2 separate regions of the Homo sapiens genome follow, and region 2 is linked to region 1. Evidence: read pairs that join two places in POLR2A ChIA-PET (ENCODE). Cell type or tissue: PC-9. All regions are shown on one strand.

Region 1 (5,000 bases):
AAGGTACTGAAGCCACTGAATTGTATCCTTGAAATGGATGAATTGTACGCTGTGTGAATTAGATCCTTTTTTTTTTTTTTTTTTGAGACAGAGTCTCACTCTGTCACCCAGGCTGGAGTGCAGTGGCGCAATCTTGGCTTACTGCAGCTTCTGCCTCCCGGGTTCAAGTGATTCTTCTGCCTCAGCCTCCCAAGTGGCTGAGACTACGGGCATGCGCCACCACGCCCAGCTAATTTTTCTATTTTTAGTAGAGACGGGGTTTCACCATATTGGCCAGGCTGGTCTCAAACTCCTGATCTTGTGATCTGCCCGCCTCGGCTTCCCAAAGTGCTGGGATTATAGGCGTGAGCTACCGCACCCGGCCTATCCCAAGTCATTTAAAAAATTATTTTGTACTGAATATATCTTGTGCCTATTATTAAATTAGAATCTACTAATTTGTTTCCACTTCCTAAGGTTTCCAACCCATGCTAATGAAAGATAGAAAGATGAGAATGTTTTAATACAACCATTGCCAGACCCAGGAGTTACCTGTAGTTCTTGGTACAGTCTTTTTAACTCCACCGCCGCTGGTCCCGTCAATTTGCCATTGTAAGACTGGAACCCATTCAGTTTTCCTTTCTTTAAATCTTCCAATTGCTGACTAAGCTGATCAACCCTTAAAATTGCAGTCTGTACTTCCTGCTTCTTTTCCTGGAACATGGCACTGAACCTTTCTATTTCAGCAGCTATAATTGACCACACAAGAAAAGAATAAAAGATTTAGTTGATCCTTTTTTTTTTTCATTTCTATACACTGAACTTAATTCTAGTATCATTTAGTGCCAGACCGTGGAGAAAGCTGTGATATGCAGAATCCACAACACATTTCAAAAAGCCTTTGGGACACATGTATCTGATTACTCATAAAGCAAACAATTATATTTGCATTAATTCCCGACTATTCTTTAGGGTAATCAGTCCATAAGCTAGTTTGTTCAAGTGACTTAGAAATCTCTGAGACCAAAGGTTTTGTGAAGGCAGGGCCATCCAAGCCTCTCTCGTGCATCACTGTGACTTAAAGTAGGCACAGACTGAACCAATGAATAAAATAAGAGTTCATACAGAAAAAAAGTGAGCATCAGCATAACTTATCTTAATGCACGGATACAAGTTAAGTTATTCAAGAAAAACAGACCCTCTGAATGAGTAAGTCTTGGAGCGCCCCACCCTAATCCAAAGGGCCGCTGGTACCAACGTAACAAGAGGATTTTTCTACTGCGTCTGAGGGCCGCAAGAGATCTTTTTATTTTTTTTTGAGACAGGGTCTCATTGTCATTCAGGCTGGGGAGCACTGGCCGGATCGTGGCTTACTGCAGCCTTGACCTCCCAGGCTCAAGCAATCCTCCCACCTCAGCCTCTCAAGTAGCTGGGACTACACAATTTTAAGATCACTTAACCTAACCCACCCATCCTTTTAGATGCAAATAACAGAGCAAAACTTGAGCACGCTTGCTATTTAGTCCTGTGAATTTGTGACTGAATTGTCAGGCAGTTAGACTATGTTTCACTGGATCTGGGCCTGGTGAGAGTGGTGTCGAGGGGGTGTTGCAGGCACGTACACAGATTGCCGTTCATGATTTTGCTGTAGTCGACTTGTCCTCTCATTGCACGAATTTTCTTCAGCTTGTTCTCCTGGGCTTCAACTCGTTCTTTCAATTTCTGAAGCTTTTCATTTTCAGAAATAGACTGCTGCTGACGGCGCTCCTGTTGCTTTAGAAAATGTAAACGCTGTTCCTAACAAAAGAAAGAAAAATGTAACTTTGAAAATTGAAGGCTGGGCGCGGTGGCTCACATCTGTAATTCCAGCACTTTGAGAGGCTGAGGTAGGTGGATCACCTGAGGTCAGGAGTTCGAGACCAGCCTGGCCAACATGGTGAAACCCTGTCTCTACTAAAAATACACAAAGTAACTGGGCGTGGTGTGCGCCTGTAGTCCCAGCTACTTGGGAGGCTGAGGCAGAAGAATCGCTTGAAACCAGGAGATGGAGGTTGCAGTGAGCTGAGATCGTGCCACTGCACTCCAGCCTGGGTGCCAGAGTGAGACTCAGTCTCAAAAAAAAAAAAAAAAAAAAAAAAATTGAAACTTATGATTACTTTTATATACTCAAAAAGAAAAATGTGAGAGTATTCTACAGTATCACTCATCTTAAAGAATACTAAAACACTAGAGGAATCTTATATCAGACCATAAAAAACTGAAATTACTGGGCGTACCTAAGTATGAAATAGTAAGAGCTGCGGGATTTTTAAGAGAGAGGGTTTTCTTTTTCTTCTTTTTTTTTTCTTTTGAGACGGAGTCTCGCTCTGTTGCCCAGGCTGGAGTGCAGTGGCATGATCTCGGCTCACTGCAAGCTCTGCCTCCCGGGTTCACACCATTCTCCTGACTCAGTCTACCGAGTAGCTGGGACTACAGGCGCCCACCACCATGCCCAGCTAATTTTTTTGTATTTTTTTAGTAGAGACAGGGTTTCACTGTGTTAGCCAGGATGGTCTCGATCTCCTGACCTCGTGATCCACCCGCCTCGGCCTCCCAAAGTGCTGGGATTACAGGCGTGAGCCACCGCGCCCGGTGAGAGAGGGTTTTATTACACTCATCTACACCAGTTAATATAAGCGCTTCTGCAGAAAACCTTCCAGCAGGAGAACATGCACTAACACAGTCTCCTCTTCACTCTATCACATCCGTGATGTTCCAGTGAGCCTTACTTTCCTGGTGCAAGTAATACATTTCCTGCTGCTACAAAGTGGCTTCCAAGAATCTAATTCATTTCCTAAAGGAAATGAACACTGACCAGCAGAGAATTTTACACTGAAAAGAGATAAAGGTGATCAGTAAAGAGATAAATCTTCAATTTGTTGTGATACTGAACAATCAAGGAAGTGTCTGCTTCTTCAGGATTATTTTCTTCAATAAGGAAACATTTTAGAGTCAAACAATACCAGAACAATCTAAAAATAACAATATATGCAACATTCTTCAATAGGGTTTTCCCTATTAATGTGAAAACATACCTTAAAGAGTCAACATTAAGTATTCATGATCCCATATGTATGCATAAAATACACCTACATAGGGAGAGGTTTAAGGTGTGATTATGAAGGCACTACATACTACACTCTAAGGTAAAACAATATGTGCTTAAATATTTAAGATGTAGCATTAACTTGTGATTCACATTACTGAAAATATCTATAACTATTTTGAACAGCAATACTCTTGGATCAATATTTGGAAAAAAATAAAAAGCAGAATTAGAAAATTTTTACAATGACATAATACTATGTATATTTTATCTTAGAAATCTTATTAATGGGATAAAGTACTTTCCAATTGAACTTAACTTTTAATCATTTTCTCATAAATCCAATAAATATTGAGACAACTTTTTAAAACAAGTCCAACCCAAATTATTATTTACATAAAAGTGGATAGTACAATGAAGTATATACAGTCATTCAATAAATTTTAAAAAATCAGATTGGACATTTTAGTCATAAAGAAAATCTCTCTACAGAAGAAAGCAATAAGAACCTAGTTGGTAATGTTTAAATGTTATCTTTAAAGCCAGTTTGGAATTTTTTTTTCTTTTTTTTTTTCATTTTGAGACAGAGTCTTGCTCTGTCACCCAGGCTGCAGTGCAATGGCGCGATCTCAGCTCACTGCAACCTCCACCGCCGGCTTCAAGAGATTCTCCTGCTCAGCCTGAGTGGCTGGGATTACAGGCGTTAGCCACTACATCTGGCTAATTTTTGTATTTTTAGTATAGACAGGGTTTCACCATGTTGGCCAGGCTGGTCTCGAACTCCTGACCTCAGATGATCCACCTGCCTCGGCCTCCCAAAGTGCTGGGATTACAGGTATAAGCCACCACGCCCGGCCAGTTTCAGAATATTTTAAGATCATTTACAACATGAATCATTTCCAGCAGGCATGTGTGATACATCTGATGTTTCAATTAAATATGACTAAACCATTACTTAGAAAGATTCGAGTTTCAATAACCAGTGTAGAACTCAGTATATATAATAAGCATTATCTATACTCCGCACTGTAATAAACCAAACAAGTCCAGCCTAGAGTAGCACATGGGGAAGCCCCGTTAACCACCTGTCATTGTCTTCGTGGCCCTGATCAGTGTTTTCATCACGGATTGCTGCTTTCTTCTTGAACATTAATACCAATGACACAGCCAAGAACATACCCAGAGGCAAAAGGAGATAACAAAAGCACCCTTTCTTCCCGATTTCTTTGTTTTTTTTTTCTTTTGAGATGGAGTCTCGCTCTGTTGCTCAGGCTAGAGTGCAGTGGCACAATCTCGGCTCACTGCAAGCTCTGCCTCCTGGGTTCACACCATTCTCCCGCCTGAGCCTCCCGAGTAGCTGGGACTACAGGCGCCCGCCACCAAGCCTGGGTAATTTTTTTTAAATATTTTTAGTAGAGACGGAGTTTCACCATGTTAGCCAGGATGGCCTCAATCTCCTGACCTTGTGAGCCGCCCACTTTGGCCTCCCAAAGTGCTGGGATTACAGGAGTGAGCCACTGCACCCAGCCTTTTTTTTTTTTTTTAATACAGGGTCTCACTTACTCTGTCACCCAGGCTGGAATGCAGTGGCATGATCTTGGCTCACTGCAACCAACTCCTGGGCTCAAGTGATCCTCCTGCCTTAACCTCCCATGTAGCTGGGACCACAGCCACATGCCACCATGCCTAATTTTTACTTTTTGTAGAGACAGGGTCTCACTATGTTTCCCAGGCTGGTCCTGAACTCCTGGGCTCCAGCAATCCTCCTGCCTTGGCCTCCCAGAGTGCTGGGATTACAGGCAGGAGCCACTGTGCCTGGCCCCTTTCCAAATTTTATCTATGATTTTAATAAGGTCATCAGTTTCCTGTTTGGGGTGTCTATTGTATGTGTCAAAAGTGAGATGCTCTTGTTCTGATAGCTTCCCAACTTCCAGAA
Region 2 (5,000 bases), 230 kb before region 1:
ACTCCAGGCAGGGCACTGGACTCTATCCTTGTAGTCTGCTCCTCTGCAGAGTGCAGCCAGAGGCAGCATTGCTTCCTCCCAGTGCCCTGCCCCTGAGTTCTGCAGAGCCCGAAGAGGAAGCGGGCTGAGGTCAGGAGAGGGACAGGGGCTGACTGGGGATCACAGAGCACAGTGGGGTAGGAGGCTGTGCTGCTTAGAGGGGAGGGACTGCAGTCACGTGGTCCCTGCCAGGGATTTGGGCACAGCAGCCTCCCCAGTGGGCATCCTTCCTGCCTGTTCCCACCTTTCTTCAAATCAGCCATTGGTTCTCTGAAGCCGGTTTACTGGCTTTAATTCTTAATTAAGAGATAGGGTCTTGCTATGTTGTCCAGGCAGAACTCCAACTCCTGGCCTCAAGCAGTCCTCCCTCTTCAGCCTCCTCAGTGCTGAGCTTTGGGGGTTTATTGGCTTTAAATCCTAATCCCACTTTGACCTCACTGGCTGTGACTTCAGGCAAGTTATTTAACATCTCTGAGTTTCAGTTTCCCCATCTGTAAAGTGTTCCCTCCCTCCTAGGATCCTGGGGAGAAGTCAATGAGATGGCACAGCTGGGCATATACAGCATCAGCTCTTGTTAGGGGAGCCCCAATACAAACTCTGCACAGGGAATCATCAGCTGAGGTAGGGGGGATTGGTTCTGCTTGAGGACTCAGGCTGGGGACTGGGGCAGGCTCAGATGGAGCAGGTGGGCAGGGCTGAGGAGGCTGCCTGGAGGAAGGGGCACTGGAGGAGTTGACCAGCCAGTAATAGACAGAGAGGCAAGAGGGAAGTCGGAACCAAGGGAAACCACCGCCGAGTCACCAAGTCCTACCTTAGGCCCTTATAGGCACCCGGCCCTGACTCCACACCAACCACAGCTGAGAGGCTGGGGAAGAGAAACCCAAGAGAAGTGGAAAGTCAGAATCCCCCAGGGGAGAAATTAGGGGGTGACTCAGGCGGGTGCATCATCAAGGGAGAGAAGCATCCGCTGGAACACAGGTTCGGGAGCTGTGGAGGGGGCTGTTTCAACGTTGAGAGCAGAAGGCAGGGAGGCTGTAAGGCAGAAGTAGAGGCAGCTGGTGGCCAGCGTGGTGGCCCCACAGGGACAGGAGCCCACAGAGAGTGGGAGGCCATGGAAGGCCTCTCACCAGCTTACTCCTGGGGGCTCTCAGCCGCAGCTAGGGCAGGGACACAGAGGGGCTGAGGTTGGACCCCTAGGTTTCCATGATGGACCCTGAGAAGCCAATGCAAGGGCCACAAACAGCCTGGCCTGGCCTGCCCCAGAGGCGAGAGAGTTGAGAGTGCTCTACAGGCTGCCAGGGCTCCAGAGGGGAGCTCGCTCTGCAGGAGCCTGGCCACCTCATCTTACCAGGCTGGAGTGGCTGAGTGACTGGGGAGGGTGCCCTAGGGTCATTGCTAACTGGCTTGGGTTCGGGCGCAGGCTAAACCCTAGGCTGGGTAGGGGGGTCTCTGTTCCTCTCCAAGCTCTGGTCCTGAGAGCTAAGAGCTGGAGGAAGAAAATCCGTGTCCCCTGCCCCCGCTCCCCTGCACACACACTCCACAGAGGAGCCAGCTGGGAATGGTGTTGCTGAGACAGAACGCCACTCCCGCTTCCCTGTTCTGCCCATCCTCCAGCAGCACCTCCTCCAGTCTCCTGCCCAGGCTGCTCACCAGACCCAAAAGTGGGCCCAAGTCATCCAGTTCTCATTATGCCTTGGTTCGCAGGAGGGGACACAGGACCCCTACTCCCTCCTAGAAGCAGCTCTGCACTCAGGACAACGTGCCCCCGTCGGGGGAGGCAGGGCCTGGGCGGAAGGCCACTTCTGCAGACTTTTCCAGGCCCCCATCTGCTGCACAGAGCTCTGGCTGACCCTAGCCCAAGCCTTTTAGAACCGCCCCTTGACCTGCGATTCCTTTTCTGGAATTCATTTTAGGGCCCAGTCAGGGGTGTTCCCAGAGCAGTCTGCAATAACAAAATGTCTATGGCGAAGTGTCCTCATAGAGGACTGGGCAGTGAGCCACGGGCCAGCCCTCTGGTGAACCCCCAGGGGCCGTCAAAGGGGTCCGGGACAGCAGTGACAGCCAGGCCTTGGCTCCTGCCGCCCTTCAAATGTGCCTGGGTGCGACGGCAACCCGCGGCCGGCGGGGCGGGGGGACCTTTTGTTTGTTTGTTATTATTTGTAGAGATGGTGGGGGTCTCACTACGTTTCCCGGGCTGGTCTCGAACTCTTCAGCTCAGAAGAACCTCCCGCCTCGGCCTCCCAAAGCGCGGGATCACAGGCGAGAGCCACCGCGCCGGCCGGCCGCCATATGGATTTTGTCCAGTCTTTCGATCTTCCAGCGACCAGCAAATGTAAACAGAGCAGCTCACATGAGGGAAGAAGTCGCCCAGGAAACGTCCTCTGGGAGGGGCGGGAAGGGCAGCCTGGCGCTCCCAGGATCCCGTGCGCGGAGGGGGGGAGGGGGAGGCGGAGGCGGGGCGCGACGTCATCAGCGGGCGCGGAGCCGGAAGTGTTGTGGCCGCCGCCGCCGCGCGTCGCGGAGGCACGTGTGGAGCCCCGGCAGCAGGAGCGTCGCAGGTGAGACTCCGCGGGGTACAGGGTGGCAGGGCGCGGGTGAGGGTGACCCGGGCCGGGCACGGCGCGCAGGGCCTGTCCCTCCAGCCTCGCATGGGCGGCCCCCGCCGGCCCGGCCTGGCCCCTTGTTGCCTCTGCATCGGCTGGGCGGTGTTTGCGTGGACGGCCAGCTCCGCGTCCCCAGCCCCTTACTGGGGAGCCCTGAATCCTCTGTCATACCCTGCCACCTAGCCCCCGTGGGGGAGACTGGGGTGAGGAATCAAGCCTGGCTTGGAGGTGACCTCATTGACCATTTGCCTCTCCCCCGCCGGTGGACACCTCGCAAAGGCGCTTCCTCATCTCACATCTTGGGAATGGGAGTCAAGCTCCTGGAGAAGGGTGATGGGAGGGTCGGGTCCTCACTCCGGGAATCCTTGGGACCGAACTCCGCCATTGCCAAGCCTCAGTCTTTTCATCTCTGATTTAGGCTCATAGTCCCTGTCTCTTGTCCTAGACCAAGAAAGGCTTCAGAGGCCAGGCCAGAGTGCAGCGCTATTGGGCTCCCTGTCAGGCAGTGGCAGAGACTGAGGCTGAGCTAGCCACACCCCGCCCATGCCCACTGCTGGGATGTAGGCCTCGAAGCCTTCTACCTAGACCCTAGGCCCTCATCCTGCCTCCTGACTTGCTCATGCCTACACACACCCCTCCCCAGGTCCTTGGCCCTTGCCAGACATTAGCACCATGAGCTTCGTGGCATACGAGGAGCTGATCAAGGAGGGTGACACGGCCATCCTGTCACTGGGCCATGGTGCAATGGTGGCGGTGCGTGTGCAGCGTGGGGCACAGACCCAGACCCGGCATGGTGTCCTGCGGCACTCAGTTGACCTTATCGGCCGCCCCTTCGGCTCCAAGGTGACGTGCGGCCGAGGTGGCTGGGTGTATGTGCTGCACCCCACGCCCGAGCTCTGGACGCTGAACCTGCCGCACCGCACGCAGATCCTCTACTCCACAGACATCGCCCTCATCACCATGATGTTGGAGCTTCGGCCCGGCTCTGTGGTCTGTGAGTCTGGTGAGTTCCTCAGGCTGCCTCAGTTTAACGCAGAAATTGACACAAAGGTGGAGGTCAGAGCCTCCAGCCTGCCCTTCCTACAGACACATGTGGCTCCTCAGTTTCTATTTTCACATCTTTCCGGGATGCTGACAGCAGGGAGTGAAGGTGGAGGCAGAGAAGCCCGTTAGGAGGCTGGTGCTGTAACTGGAGTGAGAGGTGGTGGGAAATGGACCAGGAGGAGCTGGGGAGGACTGGTGCTCTAGTGAGGGTCCTGCTTGCCTTGGTGGGGCGTGGCCAGCTTGATGCTTGGCGCTGTCCTAGGTACTGACCGTCAACCTCTAGTCCTCCGTGCTGATGGTGAAGCAGAGAGAGTTGCCCCTTCTGGAAAGAGGCCAGGGCTACCCCGAGGAGCTCACTGTAGGTGGGGAGCCTTCCCCATCCTCATCCATGATCAGATCCTCACCTGCTACCAATGAATGTGAGCACCATTGTTGAGTCCAGGGCCTGGGCTGTGGGAACCCCTGCACATATACAGGTGCTGGGGCCGCCCAGTGTGGCGATTGAAGCCAAGATTGGCCCCAGGCGCTGATGCATCTAGGTTGTTGGTGGCGTGTTCCTCCCGGGCAGGAGAGCTAGGGTCCAGGTTCACGAAGAGTGCCTAGCACTGCCATGCTGGCTTTCTGAGGGCTGCAGGTCACCATGTCCCTCCCTGGGGTGTCTGGGTGGGAGGGGTGGAGAGCAGGACTTAGCCAACTCCATCAGCTGCTGCTCCTGTGCATCCTGTGGTGGGTGCTGGCCTCTCCGCCCCTGCCCCACTCTCGCGAGAGAGCTCAATCAAGCAGCACCTTCTCCTGGCCTCCTCAGATATGCCAGGTCCCCTCCTAGGAACCGTGAACTAGAGAGACCAGGTTCCTGCCCTCGAGGAGGGGGACACAGCCTAGGTGAGCATCTCAGTGCCGCTGGTTGCTGTGAAGCCTGTGAGACAGGGCTGCGTGTCTGAGGGGTACCCAGAGTGGGGACTCTCCAGCTAGGCCAGGCAGGGAAGACCTCTCTGAGGAGGGGACATTTGAGTTGAAAATGATGAGGAGGGACCTACGAAGAGCCAAGGGACAGCTCTGCACCAAGGAGGAGCCGTGCCGAGGCCCTGCAGTTGGAGCATGCTGCCGAGTCAGGCTCAGTGGGGGAGGCAGAGGGGCTGGGAGTGAGGTTGGAGGGGAAGCGAGCTCCACCCCGGAGGCTAACAAGTCTGACTTGCCCCTTAGTGGGAAGGGGGCATGGCCAGGCTTTGCAGAGGGGCGAGGCAGCAGGCTGGGGGCACCCAGGGGAGGGGCTGGACAGGTGGGGAGAGGGGCTGGCCCCTGAAAGGAATGTGG

Evidence for each region. Peaks named below come from ENCODE experiments on the same cell type or tissue, not always from the same donor. Only the 100,000 strongest peaks of a DNase experiment are listed, where the experiment ranks them.
Region 2: POLR2A ChIA-PET joins it to region 1 with 10 read pairs; 3 of 35 experiments call an interaction of 5 or more read pairs at or near these places.

The regions. Positions count from the first base shown.
Region 1 is chr14:103,752,469-103,757,468 of GRCh38, forward strand. PPP1R13B (protein phosphatase 1 regulatory subunit 13B) reads right to left here. Exons shown (of 17, transcript NM_015316.3): 6 at 1,602-1,776; 7 at 532-728. Among named protein-coding and RNA genes, the nearest start is that of ZFYVE21, 39 kb to the left of the region's middle. In PC-9, no CTCF peak of the experiment used is centred here; no DNase peak of the experiment used is centred here.
Region 2 is chr14:103,526,665-103,531,664 of GRCh38, forward strand. It overlaps TRMT61A (tRNA methyltransferase 61A), which reads left to right and starts at 2,532. Exons shown (of 4, transcript NM_152307.3): 1 at 2,532-2,597; 2 at 3,286-3,645. The coding sequence starts at 3,315. RefSeq lists silencers at 2,459-2,508, 2,519-2,688. In PC-9, no CTCF peak of the experiment used is centred here; DNase peaks (open chromatin) are centred at 1,674 and 2,397; H3K4me3 peaks cover 3,011 bases; H3K27ac peaks cover 1,094 bases.